Regions from separate parts of the Homo sapiens genome. Here region 1 is linked to region 2. Evidence: read pairs that join two places in POLR2A ChIA-PET (ENCODE). Cell type or tissue: A673. All regions are shown on one strand. Links, peaks and the distances in the headings refer to the core of each region. The heading gives the core; the rest is flanking DNA. Region 1 overlaps TIE1 (tyrosine kinase with immunoglobulin like and EGF like domains 1). Region 2 overlaps CFAP57 (cilia and flagella associated protein 57).

Region 1 (6,879 bases), core at 1,460-3,959, 98 kb before region 2:
ATAGTGTCCTTTGATGCACAAAAGTTTTCAATTTTGATGAATTCTAACTTATGTATTTTTGATTTTGTTACCCATATCTTTGCTGTCATATCTAAAAATCCACTGCCAAATCTGAGGTAATTATGATTTACTTCTATGCTTTCTTTAAGGGCTTTATAATTTTGGTTCTAATATTTAGGTATTTGACCCACTTTGAGTTAATTTTTGTATGTGGTGTTTGGGTAGGAGTCCAAATTCATTCTTTTGCATGTGGCTATCCAATTGTCCCAGCACCATTTGTTGAAGACTATTCTTTCCCCATTAAATGGCCTTGGCGCCTCTGTTGAAAATCAGTTGACCATACTGGATTCTCAGTTCTGTTTGATTGATCTCATATGTCTCTCCTTATGCCAGTACCACACCGTCTTGATTTTTGTTGCTTTGTAGTAACTTTTGAAATCTGGCAATGTGAGTCCTCCAACTTCATTCCTCTGTTTCAAGATTGTTTTGGCTATTTTGGCTGGGTCTCTTGCAATGCCATATGAATTAAAAATGTTTGCCAATTTCGGCTGGGCGCGATGGCTCACACCTGTAATCCCGGCCGAGGCAGGTGGATCACGAGGTCAGGAGCTCGAGACCATCCTGGCTAACATGGTGAAACCCCATCTCTACTAAAAAAAATACAAAAAATTAGCCAGCGTGGTGGCAGGTGCCTGTAGTCCCAGCTACTTGGGAGGCTGTGGCAGGAAAATGGCGTGAACCCGGGAGGCGGAGCTTGCAGTGAGCTGAGATCATGCCACTACACTCCAGCCTGGGCAACAGAGCGAGACTCCGTCTCAAAAAAAAAAAAAAGTTTGCCAATTTCTTTTTTTTTTTTTTTTTTTTTTTTTGAGACAGAGTCTCACTCTGTCGCCAGGCTGGCGTGCAGTGGCACAACCTAGGCTCACTGCAACCTCCGCCTCCCAGGTTCAAGCCACCCCCCTGCCTCAGTCTCCTAAGTAGCTGGGACCACAGGCACCTGTCACCACGCCCAGCTAATTTTTGTAATTTTAGTAGAGATGGAGTTTCACCATGTTGGCCAGGATGGTCTTGATCTCTTGACCTCGTGATCCACCTACCTCGGCCTCCCAAAGTGCTGGAATTACAGGCATGAGCCACCGTGCCCGGTCAATGTTTGCCAATTTCTACAAAGAAGCCAGCTGAGATTCTGATAGGGACTGCATTGAATCTATAGACCAATTTGGGAAGTATTATCATCTTACCAATATTAAGCCTTCCAATTCATGGACATGAGATGCTTCATTTTCTGTTTATTTAGATTTTTAATTTCTTTCAATGATGTTTTATAGTTTTCAGAGTATAAGTCTTTGATAATTTTATTTATTCTCTTTAAGGCAATCATAAATGGAATTGTTTTATTTTCATTTTTAGATTATTACAAGTATATAGAAGAAAATTGCTTTTTTCATTTTGATCTTGTATCTTGCAACTGTTCTGAACTCATTTATTAGTTTTTTAGTGGATTCCTTAGGATTTTCTATATATACTATCATGTTATCTGCAAATAGAGTTTTATTTCTTCCTTTCCAGTCTGGATGTTGTTTCTTTCTTTTTCTTGCTCAACTGTTCTGGCTAGGACCTCCAGTATGATGTTGAATAAAAGTGAGGAGAGCACGTATCCTTGTCTTATTCCTGATGTTAGGGAGAAAGCATTCAGTCTTTTACTATTAAATATGATGCTAACTGTATTTTTTTTGGTAAACATCTTTTATCAGATTAACAAAGATTCCATTTGCAGTTTGTTAAAGCTTTTTTTTTTTAAATCACAAAGGGTGTTATATTTTGTCAGATGCTTTTTCTGTGTCTGCTGAAATGATCATGTAGTTTTTGTTTTTTAGTCTATTGATATAGTGTATGGATTTTCAGATGTTAAACCAACCTTGCATTCTTGGGATAAATTCCACTTTATTATGATGTATAATCTTTTTTTTATGTTTCTGGATTCTTCCTACTAGTGTTTTGTTGAGAATTTTTGCATCCATATTCATAAGAGATATTGGTCTGTAGTTTTCTTTTCTTGTGCAATCTTTGTCTGTTCTGGGTATCAGGGTAATACTGGCCTCACAGAATAAATTGGGAAGCCTTCTCTCGTTTTTTATTGTTTGGAAAAGTTTGTATAGAGTTTTTGTATTTATTCTTTAAATGTTTGGTAAAATTCACCATTGAAGCATTTGGGCCTGGGCTTTTTCTTTGTGGGTGTTTTTTTTTTTTAATTATTATTACTAATTCAATCTCTTTTTTTGTTTAAGTCTATTTAGATTGGTGAATTCCTTCTGGAGTCAGTTTCAGTAGTTTGTGTATTTTTAGGAATTTATTCATCTCATCTAAGGTTTCTAATTTATAGCCATGCTCCTCACCTTTACTGTTTTTCCTATATAATCTGTTCTCCACAGGGTAGCCAGAGTGACTTTAAAAAAATGCAAATCTCATTATGACTCACCCCTGCTTATAGCTCTTCTGTGGCTCCTCTGCTCTTAGGATAAAGATTCATATCCTATAAGGCTCAGCATAGCCTGGCATCCGTCACCTCTCTGGGTTCATTACCCTGTTTTCCCTTTGCTCCAGCCACAGAGAACTATTTGCAGCTCCTGAACATGCCACATATCACAGGTGTTGTTTCCTGTGCCAGGGTCTCTTCCTTTGGTGAAACCCTGCTTCCTCTTCATGGTCCAGATTAAAACATCACTTTCTCTGGGAAACTGTTCTGACTCCAGTTCCTGTTTAAGCCTTCCCCAGCTTCCCCCGCTCTCTTAGAGCATACACCGCTGTATTTTGTTGCTTGTTAACATAGCTGTCACTTCACAGAGGCATCCTTGTTTACATATTGGTCTCCATCAAAGACAATGGTTTAATCTCCACAGCCTGGACCTGGCAAAATCCCTGCAGTGAATGTGGATCTGAAATGAAGTTTTATTCTAGCAGTTCCCATCTCCCTCATCCTACGTAGCCTCCCATTTAAATTCATCCTCCTCCAACCATCCAAGTATTTTCAGAATACAGATCCTAATCATTACCTCCCTGCAGCTTCCTGCATTTGTATATAATGATATCAGCTGACACTGTGTACTTACTATGGCCCAGGCCCAGTGCTGTGAAAGATGGGCCTGTGTGGTCTCATTTAACACAAACAACGAGGTAGCTGTTACTAACTCCATTAATTAGATGAGAAAACTGAAGCTCAGAGACTTGACCAAGGCCACACAGATGATAAGTGACATAGCAGGGACTTGAACACAGGTTGGTGTGATCCTAGAACCTGTGCTCTTCATCACAGTGCCACACCATGTTATGCCTTCTTTGATGTCTTCTGATTCACTGAAAAAATGTGTAAAACACAATCAATCTTGTTTCTTAAGGACCAATAGGAGAGAAATCTAAGGCCAGCCATGAGCAATCCAAACAGTAGGCAAGTCCAGAGGCTGCACAGCATGGAGTAGTGTGGGACTCACTTTCAGGACCAGGAGAGAAGCACCTCTCACAGCACTATGAGGCCCTGAAGATGGCAAAGGAATCCTACCTTGGCTGGCTGAAGTTGGGAGTGGCCTCTGCCCTCCTCCTTTTGGGCTCATACATTGGGCAGTGAAGTGGCTACCAAGCCAGGGAAGGCTGCCTGGAGGCATAAGGTAAAGAAGAAGGCACCTAAGGAAACTCTAGACAGGCCAGGATCCGTCTGGCGCTGAGATGCCAGGCAGAGTTGAGGCTGGCTATAGATGATCCTGGCATGGACTATTTGGACAGAACAAAGAATCCTAGGCTGGCTGCTACCTAGAGATACACAGGGAGACACGTTAGTGATGGAAGCTGGAGAGCAGGGAAGGGAACAGGGGAAAACTGGCCTTCTAATCAGGACAGAGGTAGGGGCTGGTGGTGTTTGTGTAAAATGAGTCTTCCAGAGCACCTCCTATCCTGGACAGGCAACCTCAACAGAGGGCTGAGGCCTCAGACAGTGTTTCTTTTCCTAGAAAGCCCAGTTTCTGTCTCTTTTTTTTTGAGACGGAGTCTCGCTCTGTCGCCCAGGCTGGAGTGCAGTGGTGCGATCTTGGCTCACTGCAAGCTCCGCCTCCCAGGTTCAGGCCATTCTCCTGCCTCAGCCTCCCGAGTAGCTGGGACTACAGGTGCCCGCCACCACTTCCAGCTAATTTTTTGCATTTTTAGTAGAGACGGGGTTTCACCATGTTCGCCAGGATGGTCTCAAGCTCCTGACCTCGTGATCCACCCGCCTCGGCCTCCCAAAGTGCTGGGATTACAGGAGTGAGCCACCACGCCCGGCCAGTTTCTGTCTCTTGGGTTTAACTACGCCCCTCACCCCAAGATTGACCAGCAGTAAAAGGTAGACATTGAATGGAGCTTATTAGAACATTTATTTTTTTCTGAATGACAGGCCGGGAGTGGGAGTAGCTGAACAGGGCATGTTAGTGGTGTGAGTGCTGGCTTAAGCGAAGGAGCTGGAGTGGGGGTTTGTGTTGGGGGAGCAGTGGGATGGGAAACACACCTGTGGGGCAGCTGAACTAGAAAGAAGGATGCCCAGGATAGCTATGAGACACCTACAAAGCATGGGAACCCAGTTCCCCTAAGCCCACCCCATCCCCAGATCCCTTTTTTTCTCCCTTAAGTTAAAAAAATTCCTTGAGGCAGCTTAAGTCAGAGGCTGTAAGGGTCAGACTGGTCACAGGTTAGACAGCAGAGTTTGCTCCGGCCAGCAGAGCCACGTTCTGGCTGGATGGCAGCTCAGGCCTCCTCAGCTGTGGCATCAATGCCCGCGTAAGTGAAGTTCTCAAACAGCGACATGTTCACATAGGCCTGGGGGCAGAGCAAGCTTTAGTGGGGGCCAGGAATGGGGGTGCATCTGGCCTCAAGCTCCTGGACTTCCATGTGGTGGGGGCATTTGAACTGACACTGATTTGTTCTGGAGACCTAAGATGGCCCCATGGCCAAGAGTGGCCTTTACCAGCCCAGGGCAGTGAAGGCATCAGGCCACAGTTGGGGCCTCAGGTGAGAGGCTCTCAATGCCATTGTTAGAGGAGGGTTTTTACATGCACTCTTTCAATGAATTCTTGGCTTATGCGTTCATTCATTCAGTAACTTATCTGTTCAAAAGCCATTTTAGACGACTCATCCATTTATATGGTTATTTGATCATTCCTTCATTCTTAAGATGGTTATTTAATCATTAATTTACTTGAAGAACTCTTCATATTTACTAATTTTGATATATTTTTCATTATATTTATTTGATAATTCACTTATTCACATGGTTAGTAGATTGAGTTATTGAATTACATGTTCATATGATTATTGTATCATCTATCCACTAATTCCATTCATTCATTCATACGGTTACTGTATCACTCATTCACCCATCCATCCATCTGGTTAGTGACTATTCATGCACTCTGCTCTGGCTCTGGCAGGTGGGGAGAGGTGTCCCAGATGAGGACAGGCTGATGGCCTCAGCAGAGGACAGGCAAGCAGTCTGGGACTTGGGGCTTAAGGTAGGGATTTGCTGTTGGGGCTAAGCAGTGGCCTTGGAAGAGTTTTGGAAGGGCCTGGTGTCTAAACCAGTGAGGGCTGGAAAGGCAGGCTGCATCCTGGGGCCCAGCCTAGCCGTGGTGACAGCCCCCACTGAGGGAGGTTGGGCAGGCAGTGTGGTTGGGACAGGGGTCATGGCACCTCTGAGAGGGCACTCTGGAGCACTCTGTGAGCCCAGCCCGCCACCTCAGCCCCAGTCTCCTCACCTTCCTGGCTTCCAGCATGCGGCCTAGCTGTAGCGCAATCTGGGCAAAGGGGGGTCGCTCATAGGGACGGTCCCGCCAGCACTGACGCATCAGCTCGTACCTGCGAGGGGGCATTGCTGAGATGAGGAGTCAGGCCAGCTGGGGTGATGGGGTCACAGGGATCAAAGCTGAGGTCACTCATCACAGAGATAGGATCATGGAGCTCAAGGATGGGGTGACTCACACTTCATCGTCACAGTTTCGAGGCTGCTCCATGCGGTAGCCCTGGGGCAGCTTTTCATAGAGCTCGGCACAGGTCATGCCACAGTAGGGTGTACCTCCTGCAGGAGGGGACAAAGTGCTCTCGGTCCAGGGCTCCACGTGGGGTAAGGTGGGGCACTCTGGGGGACGGGGATCAGGAACTCACCAAGGCTCACTATCTCCCAAAGAAGGACTCCAAAGGACCAGCTGAAATAAGAAGGATGCACTTAGTTACCTTCTAGGCCCTGGTCCCTAGCAGTTTAGCTTCTACCTGCCCAAGATGTGCAGTGCCTCCCAGCCCCGCTGTATGTGTCTACTCTGTAAGTATCTGGCCTTGGCCAGCTGTTGTCTCTGCGCCAATGAAGCTCCTTCATACTGCCCCCATCCCTGGGCTCAGCACAATTAGAGCTCTTTTGTTTTGTTTTTTTTTTTTTTTTTTTTTTGAGACAGGGTCTCACTCTGTCACCCAGGCTGGAGTGCAGTGGCTTACTGCAGCCTCAACCTCCCAGGATCAGGTGGTCCTCCCACCTCAGTCTCCCTTGTAGCTGGTGTGTGCCACCATGCTCAGCTAATGTTTTGTATTTTTATTTATTTATTTATTTATTTATTTATTTATTTTTTGAGACAGAGTCTCGCTCTGTCGCCCAGGCTGGAGTGCAGTGGCGAGATCTCGGCTCACTGCAAGCTCTGCCTCCTGGGTTCACGCCATTCTCCTGCCTCAGCCTCCCAAGTAGCTGGGACTACAGGTGCCCGCCACCATGCCCGGCTAATTTCTTTTTGTATTTTTAGTAGAGATGGGGTTTCACTGTGTCAGCCAGGATGGTCTCGATCTCCTGACCTTGTGATCTGCCCGCCTTGGCCTCCC
Region 2 (6,879 bases), core at 1,639-4,138:
GTAGCTGGCTGGACAGCCAGAAGCCTAGCCCCTTATGTGGAAACAAGCATCTTTTCCCAGTGTGGAAAATCCATCTACTTTTCCATGTGTTTTTCATCACACTCAGAGATTCTCAATGGGGCTCAGGCAGGAGGGTAGAAAGCATTTTGCACCCCCCAGGGGACCTCTGGCAAGGTCTGAAGGCATTTTTTAGTTTTAACATCCTGGATAGGGGGTGTTTTTGGGATCTAGCAGGTAGGGACCAGGGACGCTGCTAAACATCCTACAATATACAGGACAGACCCTCCATGACAGAGAATTACCTACCTCAAAATAGTAGTAGTGCTGAGCTTGAGAAACCCTGCCCTAGTAAATGAGTGTAAACTAAAACGACAAGCCTCGGGAAACCTCTCCCCTAGGCAGGGCAAAGGGACCCTTGGATCATCAGAGCCAAGTTGGAAAAAGAGTATGTGAGGGCGGGTACCTGAATCAGGAAGTGTTATTAGAAGTTGCAGCTCTACAAATGAGCCAAGGGCTTGAGGCTTCCTTCCTGGGAGAAAAAGACCTTTACAGGAGATCCACAGTGCATGAACCAAAGGTGTCTATGACCCCCAGAGGGAAGCCCCAAGGTCAGAGGCTCCCAGAAGCACCCAGGCCCAGGTATCAGTCCTGACAGCAACTGGCACCAGCGAAAGGAGGTAGGAGGGATCCTGCTGGAATCACTCCCAAGGTGCAAGTGTATTCCCTGCTGAGCATCAAGGCCACGGTTGGCCCCTGTTACTGCCAGAGAAGATGAATGGTCCCCCCAGGTGTGCTGGTGGGGAAAGTAAGCTGACCATTAGCAAACAACGGACCCGACCTGAAATGCAGCTGACAAATGTGTCAAATGAGGAAGGAGAAAGGGGGCAGTGATTTCCAGGGGCCTGTGGTGTGCTGGCCCTCCAGGTGGGTGGGGCCTCTGCTCTTCCTCTCATCTTCTCAGGCTGCTATGGTCTGATGAACGTTGGTGCCCTCCACCCCAAATTCCAATGGTGAAACCTAACCCCCAAAGTGATGGGATTAGGAGGTCAGGTCTTTGGGAGGTGATCAGGTCACGAGGGCAGAGCCCTCACAAATGGGATTTGTGCCCTTGTACGAGAGGCTGGAGGGAGCTTGTTTGCCCCCTTTTGCCCTCCCATCACATGAGGACACATAGCAGGTGCCATCTATGAGGAACAGGCCTGGACACCAAATCTGCTGGAGCCTTGGTCTTAGACTTTCCAGCTTCCAGTACTTTCAGCAATACATTTCTGTTGGCCATAAATTATCCCTTCTAAAGTATTTTGTTATAGCACCCCGAAAGGACGACAGCTGCCATTTTGGGGCCCTGAAAGCACTCAAGAATGGTAGGAGGCCCAGCGGAGGCAGGTCTGTGGTCAGCTGGGGGCATCCTTTCTCATCCCAGAAGCCAGGGAAAAAGTCATTGTCACAAGGACATACCCTCTCTGGGCCCCCTGGCCCTGGACTGATCTCCACCTGGCTCTTTACTGGGCTTACCAGAGTACAGGCGTCACCGGGCAGACTGGCACCCCCATGGCTCTGGCACTTCTAGTTGGGTCATCAGTGCTGTCTGACACCCTTGTATCTGTTATCCCGGCTCAGCACAAACAATTAGAGAAGATGGAGGAGGGAGCAGAAGCCTATTTTGTCTAGGGCGGTCAGGGAAGGCATATAGGCTGAGACCTGAAAGATGCAAAGAAGCCAGCCATGTGGCGATCTGGGGGAAGAGCCTTCCAGGCAGAGGCAGCAGCACTGCAGAGGTCCTGAGATGGAAAAGCGTGACTTACAGGAACTGTCAGAAAGTCAGTGGGCTGGAGCAGGGAGGGGGAGCTGTGAGAGGAGGCTGGAGAGGCAGGGAGAGGCTGGATCACGCAGGACCTTGTGGGCCTGACTGGGACTTTGGATTTTACTGTAGGTGGGATGGGACCCCACTGGGGAGTTCACTCAGGCCTCTATGTGGAGACCAGACTGGAGGCTGGAGTCCAGTCCAGATAAGAGATGGTGGCTGCTTGTACCAGGGTGATAGCAGCAGCGGGAAAGGAGGGTTTGATGTGAGATATGTTTTGGAAATTGATCAGACAGATGTTGGTGATGATTTGGATAAGGAGTTAAGAGAAGTGAAGAATCAAGAAAGACTTCTGCATTTCTGCATTAAGTAACTGGGTGGATCATAGACCACTAACTGAGAGAGGGAAAACTGGAGGAAGGGGGAGAGAAAAATCAAGAATTCGGTTTTAGATCAACATGGACGCCACTGTCAGCCCAGCAGGGGAGGCTGATGGGGCAACACACGTTGCAGGGAAAGGTGGCGTGTGGTGGGGGGCATGGGGGACCTCACAGGATTCTCAGAAACCCTTGTCCAGTTGATCCTGCTTCTAATCTCGCCTCTCTACCTTCATCCTGTTTGCTTCCCAGAACATATTCTTAATTATGCCACTCTTCTGCTCAAGAGCCTCTGATGACTTCTCATTCCTTATCAGATGAAGTCCAAACACCATGGCCTCACCTGGGGTCTCAACCAACATTTCCAGTTTGAGAAAAAAATGCTGAACTAGAAGGATAGCCTGTTGGCTGAGTACACACTGCCCTCTGGTGGCCAAATGCCCAATAGCTGCATCTCCCTTAGGAGGGCACAGTACACCGCACACTGAGGCACGGGTAGGGCCAAAGCCCATCTCCAGGTCCCGTGGCAAGTTAACTCCCAAGCGATTTGCTTTCGGTCAGCTGAGCCTGCAGCGGGGCCACGGCCTTCCCTGTTGCACCCCTGTGGACTGGAGGCTGCACACACCTTGGGAGCAGAGAGGACTGTGAGAAGAGCTTCTCCTCAGTCCCTGAGGCCAGCTAGCCAATTGTGGAAGAAGAGACAGAGGGTCTGAGAGGCCAGAGTGTTGCAAATGGCTTCTTACCTCCTGAATCTGTTCCTTCATCACCCTGATCTCATTCTCTCGAGGTTCTATTTGCTTCTTCAGCTCCTTTATTTTGTAGTCAAGCACAAACTTGAATTTCCCTAGTTCTTGATTTTTCTTTTTCAGATCATAAATTCGCTTCTCCTGGGGGTGAGATGAGAGAGAAGTGAGAGATATTGTAAGGCCCTGGTATACTGCAGCCCTTTAGGGCAAAAGAGCACGAAGCCTGTGACTCTCCTGGTTGAAGAGGTCAACCAGGAGACTCCTCTCCTCCCTTCGTCAGTACAGAGGCTGGCACTCCCCCCATGGGGCTACAGCACAGACCCCTCAGCCTCTGTACAAGGACTCTCATGCATTCACTCACTCATTCATATTAGGTTGTGAACAGCGGTATTTTCCAACGATGGCCCCCACAGCATCTCCCGCCCCACACTCCAGCTGTTCTACAGCGTGACCTTGCTGCTTCTCCATCAGGAGGTGGAAGCGAATCCCCTTCCCTTGCATTTGCCTTGACTTGTGACTTGTTCGTAACCCAAATAATGCAGCAGAAGGGAGACTGTGTGGCTTCCAAGGCTAGGCCAAAAAAGGCCAAGCAGCTTTTATCTGGCTCTCTTGGGACACCTGCATTGGGGGAGGGCATCTGCTATGTAAGAAGTCCAACTACACTGAGACATCCAGGCTGGTGGGCACATTAGGGGCTCTGATCAAAAGACCCAGCTGAGCCTAGCCTCCCAGACACCCCTGCCAAGGTGCCAGACATGTGACTGAAGAAGCCACATTGGATGTTGATCTTCCAGCCTCCAGCTGTTTTGAGTCACCCCCAGTATTCCCAGCTGAGGCCCCAGACATCGGGGACAGAGATAAGCCATCCTTTTGTACCCTGTCCAGATTCCAGATCTGTAGCACCTGTAAGCAGAATAAAATAGTTGCTTTCAATCACTTAGTTTTTCTTTTTGAGATGGGTCTCACTTTGTCACCCAGGCTAGAGCGCAGTGGCACGATCTTGGCTCACTGCAACCTCTGCTTCTCAAGTTCAAGCGATTCTCCTGCCTCAGCCTCCAGAGTAGCTTGGATTACAGGCATGTGCCACCACTCCTGGCTAATTTTTATATTTTTGGTAGAGATGGGGTTTCACCATGTTGGCCAGGCTGGTCTCGAACTCCTGACCTCAAGTGATCCACCTGCCTCTGCCTCCCAAAGTGCTGGGATTACAGGCGTGAGCCACCACACCTGGCCTCAATCAGTAAGTTTTAAGGTTAATTTGTTGCACGGTGATAGTAATCAGAACATAAGTATATCCATCCATCAAACATTTACTGAATGAAGATCTTTTGTCAAGTATTGGGTTTCCAAATATAAATACAACACAGTCCCTTGCCCTTAAAAGAAAACACTAGTTGGGAAAGAAGACACAGAAGCAAATCTAAGCCTAAAATGTGATAAATGTTGTAAAGCACAGAAGGCAAAGTATATATTGAGGGTGCTGAGAATGACTGGCTTGAGAGCCAAGCGGTGGTTCATGGGGGAAGTGAGAGGTGAGGCTGGGGAAATAGAGGAGGGAGGTGAGGGTCTTCATGTTGGGGGAAAGAGTTCAGAATTTATCTCCTAGGCCAGGGGTTGGCAAACTCCAGCCTGTGGGCCACATTGGGCCTGCTGTCTATTTCTGTAAAACTTTATTGGAACACAGCCAAGTTAATTGACTAATGTTTTGTTTATGGGTGGTTTCACACTACAGCAGCGGTGTTGATTCGTTGAGACAGACCACATGGCCTCCAAAGCCAAAAATATTTACTACCTAGGTCTTTACAGAAAGAGCGTGCTGACCCCTGCTGTAGCAATGGGGAGCTGTGAGGGCTTTGAGCAGGAGAGTGGCAGCATTGCACCTGTACCCTGCCAGTCCATGGTGGTGGGAGATGGGAAGTGAGGCCATTAGACTGCTTAGGAGGCTGTTGCCACTTTCTAGGTGAGGAGGCCTTTGTCTCTTTCTTGTCAAAGCCCCCTTTGAGAATCTGAACAGAGCTTTGGATCTTCCCTAAAAACAAACAAACAAACAAACAAACAAACAAACAAACAAAACCCTGGATATGTACACCGACACTCACATGCAGAAATGACATCCAGGCATGATCCCATGATCCTATGTGATCCTTACAAGACCCCTTGAGGTGGTTATCATCCCCATTTTATAGGTGAGAAAATGAAGGCTTAGAGAAGTTGCTCGAGGTGCAATGGTCAATAAATGGAACCTGTGCCAGACCTAGTTCCCTAACACTGAAGCCCACGTCCTTGGCCCTTGGAGAATTCCACCTGCCTTGGGCCGTAGTGGCAGGGGAGATGGAGAGGAGGGCACGGAATCTGGATGTGCTCAGGAGGATGATACTACATACTGGGTATTGAGGTATCTGCCCCACAGAATGTGATGTCTCTGACGTCTGAGTGTTTTGTAAGAAAGGCATCCCAAAAGTGGAGGCAGCCTCCTGGACAGGGTCAATCCCAGGAGAGTCCCTCTGCGACAGGGGGACCATGTGGTCAGTGCGGCAAGTGAGCTGTCCCCAGCCCATGGGGAAGCGCCTCCAAGGATGCCTGGAGCAGTGGAGTCAGCTGACTCGGTTCTTATTGCAGCCTGTCACCTATTGAAGTGTGTGACCCTGGGCAAGATACCCAGCCTCTTGGAGTTCAGCTTCCCGAACCATAACACTGGGTTCTCAGGCCCCCTGGGTTGTTGGCAGAGCTGAAAGTGATGTGTTGACAGCGATTAGCCCAGTGCCAAGCACACAACAGGCACTTCACTGACGGCTGGTTCCCCCATCAAGTTAAAGAAATGCGTCCTGAGAAGCTAGGGACCCTCTCTCCCCTGAGCTTTGCCTTCCTCGCCTTGGCCCATCTGGCCGTAGCTGAGGGAGGACAGAAGGAGAGCTGCACCTTGTCTTGAATAGTCTCGTCTCTTTCCTGGATCTCTCGCTTGAGGCCTTGGATGTCCTTCTCCAGAGACTTAATGACTCCTTGCAGCTTCATCTGCTCTCCTTTTAGGGTCTCGATGTCATTGGTTCGTTCTTCAATCTCCTTCTGTAGGCTGCTGAACTAGAAAAGCGAACAGCAACAACAAAGACCACTAAAGTCAGAACTCATCTCCATCCCTCCCACTGTCTCAGTGTAAGGGGCTCCCCACCACTGGCCACCTTCTGTGGACTGAAAACACTTAGCATTCAACATTTCTGGGATTTTAGGAGTGAATATCTGGAGCATTTGGGACGGTTCAGGAATTTCCCAGGCCAAATGGATGATGTAGTATTCTGTCCCATAACATCCAGGCCCATTCTCCATATGAGAGGACTGACTGTCTTCACAAGAGGTTCCAGAGACCGGTACACCAAGTGGACCAGAGACTTCTATGACCACACTGATCTTGAAAAGCTGGGATCCACACTGCATCAAGGTCACAGAAAGTGGGCCCTAACTGATGAGCCATCTTAGCCATGACCAAGAAGGGAAGACTGATTGTTCCCTGGATTTACTAGTGTGCTTTCTAATAGGAAGAAACTTCAGCTTGCTTTGAACTTAGCTTTTCCAGGGCTAAATGTTTTGGGGAAACTGAGTTGAATCCTCCCTCACCCCTGATGGTGAGTGAACTAAAAACATCTTCCCCACTTTGTAAACTAAGCATCCTACACCCCCATTCCCTCTCCCACCTGTGGTGCTGAACAGGAGCCGCCCATGACTCCCTGGACCAAGAGCCCGAGGATGCCTCCCGGCCAAGACTTCATCTATCTCATCCCCAGAAGACCTTATTTCCATTTCCATTTCCATCGGAGGGTTATCTCAGAAAACATTAACTGAATCCTACTTGCCAGTAAGTGAAAACTAGAAAGCCTCTGTCTGCACACAGGGAACCCCAATATCCTGTGAAAAGGAGAGCAGGGAAGCCCGTGCAGCTGCCTTTCCAAGGACGAGGTGG

The links. ChIA-PET counts read pairs that join two places held together with the same protein. Peaks named below come from ENCODE experiments on the same cell type or tissue, not always from the same donor. Only the 100,000 strongest peaks of a DNase experiment are listed, where the experiment ranks them.
Region 1: POLR2A ChIA-PET joins it to region 2 with 22 read pairs; 2 of 35 experiments call an interaction of 5 or more read pairs at or near these places.

The regions. Positions count from the first base shown.
Region 1 is chr1:43,320,611-43,327,489 of GRCh38, reverse strand. TIE1 (tyrosine kinase with immunoglobulin like and EGF like domains 1) reads right to left here. Exons shown (of 23, transcript NM_005424.5): 20 at 6,181-6,221; 21 at 5,998-6,094; 22 at 5,775-5,874; 23 at 4,382-4,839. The coding sequence ends at 4,768. Among named protein-coding and RNA genes, the nearest start is that of MPL, 14 kb to the left of the region's middle. RefSeq lists an enhancer at 5,348-6,547. In A673, for the core only: no CTCF peak of the experiment used is centred there; a DNase peak (open chromatin) is centred at 2,479.
Region 2 is chr1:43,223,172-43,230,050 of GRCh38, reverse strand. It overlaps CFAP57 (cilia and flagella associated protein 57), which reads right to left. Exons shown (of 23, transcript NM_001378189.1): 17 at 5,847-6,005; 18 at 2,925-3,068. All of the region lies in intron 1 of LOC105378685 (a long non-coding RNA gene), which reads left to right. Among named protein-coding and RNA genes, the nearest start is that of TMEM125, 43 kb to the left of the region's middle. In A673, for the core only: a CTCF peak has its summit at 2,625 (motif pointing left); a DNase peak (open chromatin) is centred at 2,610.